Linked DNA regions of Homo sapiens: region 1 is linked to region 2. Evidence: read pairs that join two places in POLR2A ChIA-PET (ENCODE). Cell type or tissue: MCF 10A. All regions are shown on one strand.

Region 1 (8,000 bases), 190 kb after region 2:
GACGGGGTTTCACCATGTTGGCCAGGCTGGTCTTGAACTCCTGGCCTCAAGAGATCCATCCGCCTTGGCCTTCCAAAGTGTTAGGGTTACAGACGTGAGCCACTGAGCCCTGCTTTTTTTTTTTTTTTTTTTTTTTTTTTGAGTAAGACTCTCACTCTGTCACTCAGGTTGGAGTGCAGTGGTGTGATTACAGCACACTGTAACCTCAAACTCAAGCGATTCTTCCACCTTAGCCTACCAAGTAACTGGGAACATAAGTGCACGCCACCACATTGGGTTATTTTATCTTTATTTTTTATTTTTGTAGAGACATGCTTTGTTGCCCAGGCTGGTTTCAAACCCCTGGCTTCAAGTGACTCTTCCACCTTGGCCTCCCAAAGTGCTGGGATTTTTTAAATCCAGCCTAGAATTTTTTTTAATTCAGTCTGCTAATTCATTATGTTTCTTGAGATTTAATTAAATTCTCCTATCATTTGTTTTAAGTCTGACCTAGTATAAGCCCCCCATTTCCTTGATTTGAGCAACAGGACCACAAGAATTACTTCCTGGTTTTGAAGCATACGATCGCTCTGTTGGTTGATCATAGTGATCCTCTTTGTATCCTCCAGGCAGAGGTGGGGGTGCTGTCAAAGACTCCCCAGGGTCAGCTCCCAGAGGTGGGCAGTTGCTACTATAGTCTGATTTCTGCCATAACGTCTGCCTATGCACATTATCAAAGCCCCCACTAACACTGAAGCCATTGCCTTTGGCTCTAGGTTTTTGCTTCTTGTTTTCACTCCTATGGATTTGGTTAGGCCTGCGTTGAGTTTTAACCTGGATTTATTTCCTAAATTCTTGTTTAATGCCTTTTCTACACTAGACTGTGAGTCAGTTTTTCATAGTCTTCCTAGGCTGGAGGTTTTCCTTTAAGTATGGCTTTGATTTCAGAGAGTCTTTCTGCAGTGTGACCTCGTTTTCCTGTTAATTTAGTTGGGATTCATCCCATACTCATCACCAACTTGACATTACCAGCCAAGTAGTTGCAGAGGTCACAGAACAGAAAGTCTCACCGGACAAGTTAAACTCTTCCAGGCACTTAATGTATTAAGTCAATTTAAAACACACACGGAGATGCAAGGGAAAAGAAATACGGTTAGTTAGCAGACTTAGTGTAGGGTGTGAGCAGGATGAAGGGCCAGGCTCTCTGAATCCTGGTACATGACAGTGTTCATGTGGTGTGTCTGTCATTTGTCTCTGTCTCATCAGCTGTCCCTATAGATGATGTTATAAGGACTAGTGTTGAGGTTTGAGCCAGGGTGCCCAACCATAGGAGGTGCCTGGCACCAAGGCGGCAAGGATGCCTGGCCACTTGACAGCTTGTCAATTAGCCTGCTGAGCAGATAAGGGTTTTATTTGCTTTTCTTAGACAGAGAACAGGTAGGGCCAGAAAGGGTGTCACTGATGGGTGGTTGAATTCAAACCTCATGAATATGTATTGCCTCAAGTGCCTCCTGTATATTTAGAGTAATATATGTTGGGTATCTCTCAGTCCATTCTCTCACGCTTTGCTTGCTAACAACTTTTCTTTATCTAACGTATCTTGAGAATTTTGTGGATGTCTTCCAAGCTACATACTTACTACTCATCTATACTTCTATCTTAAGTTTCTTCCTTTCCATTTTTTTCCTTCCATAGCAGAATTGAATATTAACAAACACCACCAAAACATGCACGTAATGCTATGCATTTTATACTCTACTACCCCAACCTGTTGAGCAACGGGACTAGGGAGGGAGACAAAGCCAACATTCATTTATGTGTTATCTCAGGTTCTCTTCTATTACTTTTATTACTAACACCACTATTAGCAAACATGGCTTTCCATCTGCAGGCCAAATGAGCCTGCCAATACCAGGTTCTAGAATAAGATCTACTTGCTTGATCACTGGTAGAACTGGACAACTGCTGTAGCTGATAAACTGTTTGCTTCCTCATCTTTGTGGGGAGCTGGTGCCCTAAGACTCAAGGCACAGAGGAGCAGAGAATGCATGCTTCCCCAGATAGGTAGACCCCAGAGGGAGATGGAAAGGAAAGGGGCTAGGCCACAAGGCCTAGAAAAGGAAACAAAAAAATAGTTGCAAGCATTTGATCACATCGGAATATGAACATATGTGATAATTTTCTGAAGACAAGAAATTATTAAAGCCAGAAAAACAACATTTAAATTAAGCATAGTAGTAAGTAAATTTAGCTTCTTAAAAATGAGAGACTTGTGCTTCAAGTGACTCAAGAAATCAGTATACTCATGCCTGTAATTGCAGCACTTTGCTGCAGGCCGAGGCGAGTGGATCACCTGAGATCAGGAGTTCAAGACCAGCCTAGCCAACATGGTGAAACCCGTCTCTGCTAAAAATACAAAAATTAGCTGGGTGTGGTGGTGGGCTCCTGTAATCCAAGCTACTCAGGAGGCTGAGGTAGGAGAATCACTTGAACCCGGGAGGCAGAGGTTGCAGTGAGCTGAGATTGCGCCACTGCACTCCAGCCTAGCAACAGAATAAGGCTCCTTCTCAAAAAAAAAAAAAAGAAAATAAATCAGTATAAAGCTACAAACAGAGGACAGCATCTTAGAGGTTGACTCTTGTGAGTTAAGAGTTCACTGTGCGGTTGTATAGATTTATACACACACACACACACACACACACACACACACACAAGACAGAGGAATTGATTTAGCATAGGAATTGGCTCACGTAATTATGGAGGCCCAAGGAGTCCCACAATTTGTTGTCTGCAAGCTGGAGACTCGGGAAAGCCAGTGATGTAAATCAGTTTGAGTTTGAAGGCCTGAGAATCAGGAACAGTGAAGTGACGGTGTCAGTCTCGGAGTCCAAATGCCGGAGAACCCAGAGTGCTGATGTCTGAGGCCAGGAGAAGATGGATGTCCTAGCTCAAATGGAAGAGATCAAATTCGCCCCTCCTCTGCCCTTTTGCTCTGTGTGGGCCCTTAACAAATTGGATGATGCCCACTCACACTGGGAAGAGCTACCCTCTTTACTCAGTCTACCAATTCAAATGGTAATCTTTTCCAGAAACACTCTTACAAATACACCCGGAAATAATGCTTTACCAGCATCTGGGTGTCCTTTAAGTCCAGTCAAGTCGATACCTAAAATTAACCATCATGGCGGCCAACCGACTAAGTCTGCATGAGGAGGTAGTAGAGCCCTGGGGCTCACCGGCAAGTAAGAGGCACATTGCTTGCCTCCTCCACCGCCATCGAAATGTGTTGATTATATGTAACTTTGAGCTGTTAAATGTAATTCCACTGCAATTACATCATGAAACTGAGACAGTATGATGGGTTACTGACAAAAGTAAAATGGGTGTGAAAATGCCTCCATATGGAGACTCCATATGTGCATATGTTTTTTGTGTAGGTTTGCATATATAAGCACTTTTAATATGGAAAAATACACATTAAACCACTTCACATTGGTCATCTTGGGGGGATCAGATTGGGGAAGGGGAAGTTTTAAATTTTTCTTTCTATACTTCTATATTATATTTCTTTTATATTTTTATAACGTTAAAAATATCGTAAAAACCTCCTTCTCCACTTGAGTCATGTTCGAATGAAATCCCACTTACCAAGTCTGAACCGTCTTGGCGCACCATTATTAACTGAATGGTGCTTTGCATTTCTGAATGGCCTACTGTTGGAAAAAAAATCGGGAACCCTAACAACCGGCTGGATTTGAGGAATGGATAGAGCAGGTAGGAGGTACCTTACCTTTATTAAAATGCCACAAACACTTATTGTGTAAAGTTAAATAAGTCACTATTAAGAGCTGAATTGTCTTCCTCAAAATTTGTAAGTGGAAGTCCTAACACCTGGTACTTCAGAATGCGACTATATTTGGAGACAGGGTCTTTAAAGAGGCAATTGAGTTAAAATGAGGTCAGTAGGGTGGGCCTTCACCCAATCTGACAGGTGTCTTTATAAAAAGAGAGAGTTAGAGGACACAGACACACACAGAAGACCATGTGAAGATGCAGGGAGAAGACGTCATCTATCTGCAAGCCAAGGAGAGAGGCTTCAGAAGGAGCCAACCCTGCCAACACCTTATCTTAAACTTCTAGCCTCCAGAACTACAAGAAAATAGATTTTTTGTTGTTTAAGCCTCCAGACTGTGGGACTTTGTTACAGCAGCTCTAGAAAACCAAAAGAGCCACAAATACTCATATATAGTATGTCTTCATTCTAATGGTACATTAAAAAAAAGATTACTGCCTCATATTGATGTTTAACCATGTGTTTGATGTTCCTGCTTTTTAACTTTTAAAGATTCTTTTATAATTCCTTGCATTTTACCCTCAGAATAATCCAATGCATTCAGAGAAATCAGGTATTCTTATTTTACAAGTGAAGAAACTGAGGCACAGAAGGATTAAGTGACTTGACCAAAGTCTTCTAGCAAGTGGTCTCCTGAACCGACAGCCTTTCTATGTACCACATTCAACCTATCAAATGGAGTATTTCACAATAACTGTCTCTGCTGGTGCTTATTTCCACATAGGTCACATTCATTCAGCAAACATATTGAGCAACTAGTTTGTGTCTGTCTTTCTTAGGAGTTGAGGAGACAATGACGGAGAGGACACAGTCCTGCTTTTGAGGAGCACATGGTCTAGGTGTGTTGACAGACACATGAACAACATTTTATATAATGTGAGAAACACTATAATCACAGCATGAGTACGGCATTGTAGGGACACCACTGAGAATGTCTTTACAGATGTGGTAGAAACTGAGTGGGTCTTGAAGAATTCAAAGGAGTTTGTCAGACAGGGATGGGGATTCCCAATGGAAGAAGCTTCATGTGCAGAGGCCCAGAGTTGTGCAAGGTGGGAACAAGGACGCTGAGGATGGAAAAGAGATTGGAGTGTGGCAGTGCAGGGAGGGGGAGATTTCATACTTGTCTACTAAAAACGTTAGATACCTTTAGCTTTATGACAAACTCACTGTTTTGTGGTTCTTCATTTTTCACTAGTTTCACCAAGACAGACTTTTTTGGGGGCCGTTCCTATAGATCTTACTTCTCACATTTTAATGAGTATGATGTATCACCTGGGGATTTTGTTAGAGTGCAGATTCTGATTCTGAGAGGGGCCTGCTAGTCTGCATTTCTAGAAGATTCCATGTCAGATTCTCGCTGCTGGAGCCTGGACCACACTTTGAATAGCAAAGCTTAGTCTGTAAAGTAAGAAATCAGAAGATTGGGTTGACCACATTTGTATTTTAGGAAGTTAAACCAGACAAACATGTGTAAAACTGGTTGTAAGCGACTTGCTGCTGCAAGTCACAAAACAAAAGTTCTGCGGATATGTATCCTGTGGGTTATGACTCATTTCAGGAATTCCTCAAATGGCAAGAATACCTCAAAGATTCATGAAATATGCATTATTTGAATGTACTATGTATGTTTCTTCCTAATTTAATACTTTAGTCCTAGTATAGAAGTGGAATTTTAGTAGAATTCTTATAAGTAAGTAGTATGTTTCAATTACAGGATATCTACAGCAAAAAATAAAATGACTTAAAAATAATACAAATAAAACCAGCAGTAGTTGACTTGGTGCCATCTTTTCTCAGGAACGTGAGTAATGACTGGGTCCCATACATGGAGAACAGATTGCTCCACGCAAGGCCTATTAGAAGTTAACACCAAAGCAGATGTTCTTGAAGCTACTGTTACCATTATAGATGCAAATCCAGACAAGCTGTTCCCATTTTATAGGAAAAAAAATGTAATAATAAATTACCATACTTACCTTAATGGCTTAATAAGAATTCATTAGTGAGCATTCATAAAAGAGGATAAGAAGTTTAAAAATGTACTGCTTAAAATAATTAATACTTTTATCACATCAGAAGCCTAAGACATAGTAAGCAATAGCAGATGGTAATTTTAATATCTTACAAATATCATGAAGGCTGCTGGAACCCAAGGTAGAAAACTGCAAAATACAATGACTTTGGGGTCAGTTGTAATTATAAAGAAGCTCAAAGGTCAGAGACCAGATGGAATCCCTCTCAAGTTTAATCCAGAGATGTTTCTCACAAAGAATTTAATAGGTGATTGCTTTCCCTCAAAGCCTATTTGAATGCTAGCCCTGAAAGAATTTACAAATTTTAAAGGGGGAACTTGGCCGGGCACGGTAGCTCACACCTGTAATCCCAGCACTTTGGGAGGCCTAGGAGAGTGGGTCGCCTGAGGTCAGGAGTTCGGGACCAGCCTGGTCAACATAGTGAAACCCCGTCTCTACTAAAAATACAAAAAAAAAAAAAATTAGCCTGGTGTAGTGGCACATGCTTGTAATCCCAGCTACTCAGGATGCTGAGGCAGGAGAATTCGCTTGAACCTGAGAGGCGGCGGTTGCAGTGAGCCAAGATCACACCATTGCACTCCAGTCTGGGCAACACAAGCGAAACTCCGTCTCAAAAAATTATAAAATAAAATAAAATACAGGGGGATCTTATATTCTTTGGCCTTATATTCTATAAGGAGCTTTCTGGTGCCTTGAATCAACACAATTCCTGATGGATTCAAAGCCAAACTTTATGTAGTTTCCCATTGCCTCATTAAACTGCTCAGTGGTAGAAGCTTTTTCCTGTCCACTGGAAGAACACTAAGGCAGGCTATGACTTTCCTTGTTCATTTTTAGGTAATAAACAAGTCTTAGGCATGTTATAAGACAAACATAGCCTCAATTTTAAAATATAGTGCAGGTGTCAAAAATAGTTCAAAACTGGAAACCATCTATAAGGCTATCTTAGCCATTAAAATCCAAGCTGGTGAGAAGAAATAGGGAGAAGAAGAAATAGAGATGTGTGTATATTTTTAACATTTGGAAACATCTAAAAGCTTTAAACTGGGATGTCAAAATGTGCCTTACCTTTTTTTTTTTTTGTAAAAACCCAATTAGCTGATCAAGTATATGAAAAGCTGCCATTCCTCTACCTCCAATCCCTCCTCATACAAAGCAGTGGTCTTTACTGGGGTCCAAGGATGATGCCCAGTATGTTTACAAAATTATCCTTTGTGATGCAGGGAGAATATTGGAATTATTTTTCATATTTATTTGTCTGAAAATGAGATACATTAAGCTTTAATAATATTTATTTTATTTATTCCTGTTTTTGAGACAGTTCTCGCTCTGTCACCCAGGCTGGAGTGCAGCGGCTCACTGCAACCTCCGCCTCCTGGGTTCAAGCAATTCTCGTGCTTCAGCCACCTAAGTAGCTGGGATTATAGGTGTGTACCACCACACCCAGCTAATTTTTGTATTTTTAGTAGAGATAGGGTTTCAAACTTCTGGCCTCAAGTGATCTGCCCACCTTGGCCTCCCAAAGTGCTAGGATTATAGGCATGAGCCACCCCACTCAGCAAGGTTTATTAATATTTAATATTCTAACTGACTTTAGTACCTGCACTTTCTCATCGAATAGAAGGATGGGTGGATGGATGGATAAAAAGATAGGTAGATAGATAGATAGATGTATGATGTATGTATGGGTAGATAAGTAAATAGATAACAGCTAGATGGATGAGTTAATGGGTGGATAGACAGATGATAGATGGATGATAGATGGTTGATAGATAGGGAGGAAAGTAGATAATAGATACATAGATAGATGTACTTTTTTCTTTTCTTTTCTTTTCTTCCTTTTTTCTTTTTTTTTTTTAATAGCTAGGACTGTGGGATAAACAAAAGTTGGAAACCACTGGTCTAAAATACTAGGACATTTTTGTTTTGCATTTCCAGAATCTGGCAAGGTACTACTTAATTTATTCAAGTTGTTTTCAAGGGGTACCATTTAAGAGGGCTGATTTTTAGATGGAAAGAACAGTAATGCCAGTAGTACACAGATATTATCTAACCTAGAAAATGATTGTCTTGAAAAGGTAGTCCTAATTTTCTTGTATCAGAATTTACTTTGAATAATGCTACAGGAAAAG
Region 2 (8,000 bases):
CAATGACATGAAAAGTTGGTTTTTTGAAAAGATCAGTAAAACTGATAAACCTAGCTAGACTGACCAAGAAACAAAGATAGAAATATTAAAACCAGGAATGAAAAGTTGGGAGTGGGAGTGGGGGGGATTATTATTGACTTTATAGAAATAAAAAAGAATTATAACGGAATACTACAAACAAGTATATGTGAACAAATTAGATAACCTAGATCAAATAGAAAAATTCTTAAAAAGGTACAAACTAGTGAAAGTTCTTCAAAAAGAAATAAAAAATAAGTAGAAAGCTGTAACAAATAAAGAGACTGAGTTAGCAATCAAAGCACTTCCAACAAAGAAAAGATATGATCCACATGATTTTGCTGGTGAATTCTACCAATATATATTTTTTTGTTTTTTTGAGACGGAGTCTTACTCTGTCACCAGGCTGGAGTGCAGTGGTGCAATCTCAGCTCATTGCAACCTCTGCCTCCCTGGTTCAAGCGATTCTCCTGACTCAGCCTCCCAAGTAGCTGGGACTACAGGTGCCTGCCACCATGCCCAGCTAAGTTTTGTATTTTTAGTAGAGGCGGGGTTTCACCATGTTGGCCAGGATGAGCTTGATCTCCTGACCTCGTGATCCGCCCACCTCGGCCTCCCAAAGTACTAGGATTACAGGCGTGAGCCATTGTACCCGGCCTCTATCAACTGTTTACATTAGAATTAGCACCAATCCTACACAAACGCTTCTAAAAATAGAGAAGGAAATGCTTCCTAAATCATTCTATGAAATCAGTATTACCCAGAGACCCAAACCAGTGAAAGACATCACAAGGGAACTGCAGACTAATATTTTTATGAAGACAGACCCCAAAATTCTGAACCAAATGCCAGCAAGCCACATCCAGCAACATAAAAAAAAGAGTATACACCATGACCAAGAGATTTATCCAAGAAATGCAAGTTGGTGCAATATCTGAAAGTTAATCAGTGTGGTAACAATTATCAATAGAAGACAAATCCACCACAACATGCTCCTTTCAATAGATGCAGAAAAGGCATTTTTACAAAATCCAACACCCATAACACCCATTCTTGATTTAAAAAAAAAAACAAACACTCAAGAAAGTACAAATAGAAAGGAATTTTCTCAACCTGATGAAGGGCCTCCATAAAAAAAAAATCCACTGTTCACATTATAAGTAATAGTCAGGAATAAGGTCAGGGATAAGACAAGATGTCTGCTCTTGCCATTTCTATTCAACATTACACTGGAGGTTTTAGCCAGGGAAATAACACAAGAAAAAAATATAAAGGCGTCCAGATTGGAAAGGAACAAGTAAAACTATCTCTTTGCAAATGACAGGATCCTATAGAAACTCCTAAGGAAACCACTAAAAGAAGATTAGAACTAAAAAATCAGTTCAGAGTAAATAACTGTGCTTCTGCCAGACATCAAGATATAAAAATCTGTTGTAATTCTATGAACTAGCAATGAACAATCCAAAAATAAAATCAAGAAAACAATCCCATAGGGACATGGATGAAGCTGGAAACCATCATTCTCAGCAAACTATCGCAAGGACAAAAAACCAAACACCGCATGTTCTCACTCATAGGTGGGAATTGAACAATGAGAACACAGGGACACAGGAAGGGGAACATCACACACTGGGGCCTGTTGCAGGGTGGGGGGAGGGGGGAGGGATAGCATTAGGAGATATACCTAATGTTAAATGACGAGTTAATGGGTGCAGCACACCAACATGGCACATGTATACATATGTAACAAACCTGCACGTTGTGCACATGTACCCTAAAACTTAAAGTATAAAAAAAAAAAGAAAAAACAATCCCATTTACAGTAGCATCAAAAAGAATAAAATACTCTAGCTGGGCATGGTGGCTCATGCCTGTAATCCCAGCACTTTGGGAGGCTGAGGCGGGAGGATCACTTGAGATCAGGAGTTTGAGACCAGTCTGGCCAACATGGTGAAACCCCGTTTCTACTAAAAATACAAAAATTAGCTGGGTGTGGTGGCAAGTGCCTGTAGTCCCAGCTGCTTGGGAGGCTGAGGAAGGAGAATTGCTTGAACCCAGGAGGCAGATGTTGCAGTAAACAGAGATCACATCACTGTACTCCAGCCTGGGTGACAGAGTGAGACTCCATCTCAAAAAAAAAAAAAAAAAAAAAAAGAATAAAATATTCAGGAATAAATCTAACAAAAGAAGTTGAAGACATACAAGACATACAGAGGCAACTACAAAACAGATGAAAGAAATCAATGAACTAAATAGAAAAAAACATTTTATGTTCATAGATAAGACAATATTGTTGAGGGTACATCTGTCCCCAAACTGATCTACAGATTTAACATAATGCCTTTCAAAATCCTAGATGCGTTTTTCGGGGTAGAAATCAACAAGCTAATCCTATAATTCATATGAAAACACAAGGGAACCAGAATAGCCAAAATACTCTTGAAAAAGTTGACAGACTCTCACTTTCTAACTTCAAAACTTACTACAAAGCTCTAGTAATCAAGATAGTGTGGTACTGGCATAGGACAGACAGAAGATCAATGGGGTAAAATTGAGAGTTTGGAAATAAACTCTTACATTTATAGTTAACTTTTTTTTTTTGACAAGGGTACCAAGACAATAAATGGGGGAAAACAGTCTTTTCAACAAATGGTGCTGGAATAGCTGGATATCAATGTGCAAAAGAGTGAAGCTGGATGCTTACCTCACACCATATATAAAAAATTTATCAAAAACATAAATATAAAAGTTAAAACTATAAAACTCTTTGATGAAAACTTTTTATCACCTTGGATCAGGCAGTGGTTTCTTAGATACGACACCAAAAGTACAAGCAATAAAGGAAACAATAAACTGGACTCCACCAGAATAAAAACTTTTATGCTTCCAAGCATACCAACAAGAACATGGAGAAACAACCTACAGAACAGAAAAGATTTGCAAATCATATATCTGTTAAGGGGCTTGTATACAGTATACATAAAGAACATTCACAACTCAATTTTTGTCTGTTTTGCTCAGTTAGAAATGGGCAAAACAGATATATCTCTAAAGACTATATAAATGGCCAACAATTATATGAACATCTGTTCAACATCATTAGGGAATTGCAAATCAAAATCACAATTACAATAAGATACCAGTTCACACTCACTAGATTGGCTATAATCAAAAAGATCAATAACAAATATTGATGAAGATGTGGAAAAATTAGAACCCTATTCATTGCTGGTGGGATTACAAAATGGTACAGCTTGTTGGTTTTGTAGTTTTTCAAAAAGTTAAACATAAAGTTGTCATATGATCCAGTAATTCCATCTGTAGGTATGCCCAAGAGAAATAACATGTACCCACACAAATACTTGTACACACATGTTCATAACAGCATTATTTGTAACAGCCAAAGTGGAAACAATACAAGTATTCATCAATTGATGAGTAGATAACAAAATATGACATATACATACAATGAAGTATTTTCAGTGATAAAAAGGAAAGAAGTACTGAGACACACTACACTGTGGACAAATCTTGAAAATTTTTATGCTAAATGAAAAAAAAACAGATACAAAAGTCTACATATTATATAATTCCATTCATATGAATGTCTCAAATAGGCAAATCCATAGAGACAGAAAGTAGATTAGTGGTTGCCAGGGGCTTGGGGGTGGAGGGAATGGGCAAGGGAGTGACTACTCATGAGTACTAGGCTTGTTGGGAGGCAATGAAAATATTCTGAATTAGCTAGTGGTCATGGCTGTACAACTCTGAATATACTAAAAAACCACTGAATTGTACAATTTAAAGAGTGGCTTTTATGGTATGTGAATTATATCTAGAAAAATAAAATCGCCAAGTTCTATTTTTCCTCAACATTGATTCTAGAGTTCCAAACCCAGAATCCTGATGAGAGGTTATGGAATGGAGTCCAAGAATACAATACCTCTTACAGGTACCAGCAGTTTTGGGAATCCCTGCCCTTGGGTGGGTCTGAGGAATAGACAAGATGAGGTCCCGCTCACAGACATGGCCCCCACTCCACCTCTGCTGCAGGTGACAGAGCACGAGAGGTAGGGCTGGACCAGGGCCGAGATTCGGCTCTTTTCTCTGGTACCATAGCCCCTACGCTGCTCATCACGTTTACATTTGAAGACTAGTTTATCCCCGGGGGAAACTCAAAACAATTTTAAATGTTAGGTATGTCAAGTTTTTCAGGACAGTCAACATATATCTTCCTATCTACACATGCAAGCATTTTTAATACGCATGAAGCACATGTGGGCGTACATAAGCTGCAAGTCTAGGGAAGCAAAGCAAGCACCGAGGGCTTGGAGTTTTGAGGTTACCGAGCCATTCTGAGCCTGGACTAATGAGATCACACCACAACTGAACTCAGAAGTACCAGGGCCATGGATAGTCTAGGATAAACACTCTCTCTGAGTCCTCTCAGAAGAGTGGTTTAGCAATCTCGACTCATACCATGCCTTCCCACAAAGACCAGAGGAAAAGAAAGGAGCTTTTCAGTGTTATTTGCAAGCCAATACTGGTGTTAGGCAAGCATATAACAGAGCCACCGTAGGTATTAAGAACAAATACTCCAATCACATCTTCCAATAATTAGAGTTTCCTTCCACCAAGATGAATGTGAGCTGTCATTTCCTAGCTCTTATGGCGTGTGACACATTTCTTGTACTTACATTTTTAAATAACTCAAATTACAGTCACTCTTACACAAGTTCTAGGCGTCATAAAAAGCATGTTTCAGGAAAGTGTTAATAGACAACTCAAAAGAAATGTTACTCAATGCAGCCGAGGCTATTAGGAGCTCGAACTTCTCTCTCTTGCCAAACAGTTCTTCACTTTCTGTAAACTGCACAAAGGTTTCATTCAACACAGTTTGAAGGCTGAAAGTGAAAGTGACTCAGACTATTTTTGGAAAGGTCAAGAAAGTGCACCTGCCAATTTTCAAATTTCTCTGAAACCTTTTCCTGCAAACATCACCACTAAAGCTACGTAGTCCCTGAGCTGCAACTTGATGATGTGGTGATTTTACTATTTCTCTTGGGAGGTTCAGGTACACACTGTGCCGTGGGTTCATGGGAGACTTTGTTCAGACAGCATTTTACACGACAGTCTGTTTAAATGCTTTAGGGGACCAAAACATCTAAAGGTACCTTGGCAGCAAGATGGGGGAATGAACTGAAGCCTAGGAAGGAAGCCTGGCCTGCCCTTGGCCTGACCACAGCCACCGCAGGGCTAGAGTCCTCCAGTATCTCCTGAGGTGGGGAGCAGGTGGGCCGCTCCATGAAAACCAACTAGATGATGGGAAAATGGACAGCTTTGCTCAGGGCAATCTTCCCACCCTGGCCCCCAAAATTGGTACTATAAACATGGCACTCAAACATGAGAATGATTTCTTAAAATGTTAGAGGAACTAAAACTCCTTAAATTGTAGATTACCTCAAGGGCCAATATAGTTAACCAGACACACCTTAGGCAGATACCTGTTTTCTCTGTCTCTCAAGGCCCAACTCACTAGTGACCAGTATTTGTAAGGAGACCCATCTTTCTCATCTGCTAAATCCATGCCAGTGTTAGAGGCCTGCACCAGTCAGAGTCTGCGCCAGTGCTGGAGGCCTGCAGTCTGCTTTCACTTCACAAAAACCGTCTAAGTTGGAAGAACTGTCCTCTGGTGCCTCTTAACTTCCCGCAGCAATGGCCCTGCCCATGCCTGCCCACTTTCTGCTCTAACACTCCAGAGGCAGTGGGCAGCTTTTGGACCTAGGAGGGTGTAAGTAACTTCCCTGCATAGACTTTAGTCAACATCTCTTGTCTCTGGACAAGCGCAGAGCAACAAGCAGAAGTGGGGAGGTGGGGAGGAGCCCTGCATGGTTTCCCCTCGCCCTGGAAGCCTCTGAAGACCTGTTTCATATTGCAGTTCTACTGGAGGCAGCTACCATGTTTCCCTAGACTTCTCTTTTCCTGAGTGAAGAGCCCAGGTTCTTGTACATGCCTCCAAACCAGCCATGGTTGCGAGACCCACCTTCCCGTCTTCTGAAATATGAAACAAATAAAACACGACCACCACATAAAGCACTTTTATACAGATCACATCCAATGTGACTGGGTCTTCAAAACCATCCTGAACTACTGGATTCTTCTACAAATGAAGAAATGGGCTCAGGGACATGAGGCACTTTGTCCACGGTCTCATCGCTGACTTCGGTGGAGCTGAAACTTGGCCAAAGAGCTCCTGTGTGCTTTACAGAAAACTACAGAGTGAATCTATGACCACCTGAAATTGCAATGCTGAGTACTGAATACAACAATCCAGATGAGTCTGACCAGGGCCAAATAGAGCAACACACCTGTCACCCTTCCCAAAAGCTGTCTGGGACACTCTTGACCCACAGGGAGCACATCTTGCCCCCTTTTTGTTTTTTATTTTATTTTAGAGATGGAGTCTTGCTCTGTCGCCCAGGCTGGAATGCGGTGGCGCGATCTCGGCTCACTGCAAGCTCCACCTCCTGGGTTCACGCCATTCTCCTGCCTCAGCCTCCCGAGTAGCTGGGACTACAGGGGCCCGCCACCATGCCCGGCTAATTTTTGTATTTTTAGTAGAGGCGGGGTTTCACCATGTTAGCCAGGATGGTCTCGATCTCCTGACCTCGTGATCTGCCCACCTCGGCCTCCCAAAGTGCTGGGATTACAGGCCATCTTGCCCCCTTTTTGACAAGCATTGCTATCAAACCATGAGTCTTCACACTTATACTCCAGTTGCTGGTTTTAGGGGGAACTGAGTTGTGAGGACATACACCAATCACTACTAGCATCTTGACAGATCCAAGCATCATTCACATCTACCAAGACTGGCTCCGTGCCCTTGATGGTATAGCCGTTAAACATTGGAACCCAGAACACAGAATGCCCAGCATGAATCCTGCTGCCTCAGTTTCTTAAACTATAAATCAGCAAACCCATTTCATAAGATTTTGGTATTAGGTGTGAAAACGCACAGTGTCTGATAGAGGAGGCGCTGAGTGGGCATTAGCTCTAATTGTTACATTACTTGCCTGTGTCATCAGATCTGCTGATAAGCACACTTTTGGTATCTTTCCAAGTAATGAGAAAATTGTTGACCAAATCAGAGCAAAGGACACTACTCCCTCTTGGTTGACGAAAACACACGTATCAGCAGCCTTCTGTTATGCTGTTTGGCTGTTTTCAAGCTCAACAGTGACAAAAGGGCCAGTAGCCCTGGGTGTAATTCCTGACTCCAGCATGTACATGCCGTGGGGCTGTGGGTAAGTGATCCCTCTATGGTTTTCTCTTCCTCTGTGCCACAGAATAACCAAAGTGCCTATCCTTTCGGGGATGTAGTGTCTGTAAAGCATCTGGTAGGTATGAATGGCTTCATAAATGTTACTCAGTATTACCATAATACCCAGCTCTTATTCACTCATCTTATTTAGAGGGTATTTTCAGTGATCTTGTCAAAATGTTTCCTTAAATCAAAACACCACACAGTACTGTTTCTATATTAGGCCTTTAAAAAGGACCTTACATGTTGGTTCCTAGGAGCTCACTTTGGGGCCCCTGAGGGAACTGCCAGCTCCCGGAAAAGGGGCCATCTCATGTCTTGCCACACAGGCGCGTCTCCTGGGCTGCTCCTGAGCCACATGGGTGCATGTCTTGGTCTGTCCTTGACATCCTTTATTTTCCCCACCAGGTCCCCAGATCTCTCATGCTGCCCTGAGAATTATTTTGGGTTGCTTATTAGGTGCTAACCCTCTAAGGGGTAGCTGAATTTCTGGAGGTCCCAAAGAAGACTGTGAAAATCCAAAGGCAAGCATTTGAAACAGTGATATTTTTGGAGCCTGAGACACAAATACAATTGAACAGAGGATTCAGCCACCTTCCACCTCCCAAAATACCCCAAATCACAATCTGTATCCTGCTTCATTTATGCAGAAAAGTACCTC

What was found. Peaks named below come from ENCODE experiments on the same cell type or tissue, not always from the same donor. Only the 100,000 strongest peaks of a DNase experiment are listed, where the experiment ranks them.
Region 1: POLR2A ChIA-PET joins it to region 2 with 5 read pairs; 4 of 35 experiments call an interaction of 5 or more read pairs at or near these places.

Annotation. Positions count from the first base shown.
Region 1 is chr9:91,390,654-91,398,653 of GRCh38, forward strand. No RefSeq gene overlaps it. Among named protein-coding and RNA genes, the nearest start is that of NFIL3, 29 kb to the right of the region's middle. In MCF 10A, no CTCF peak of the experiment used is centred here; DNase peaks (open chromatin) are centred at 4,578, 5,378 and 5,648.
Region 2 is chr9:91,203,303-91,211,302 of GRCh38, forward strand. No RefSeq gene overlaps it. Among named protein-coding and RNA genes, the nearest start is that of LINC02937, 44 kb to the left of the region's middle. RefSeq lists an enhancer at 5,115-5,174. In MCF 10A, no CTCF peak of the experiment used is centred here; a DNase peak (open chromatin) is centred at 4,859.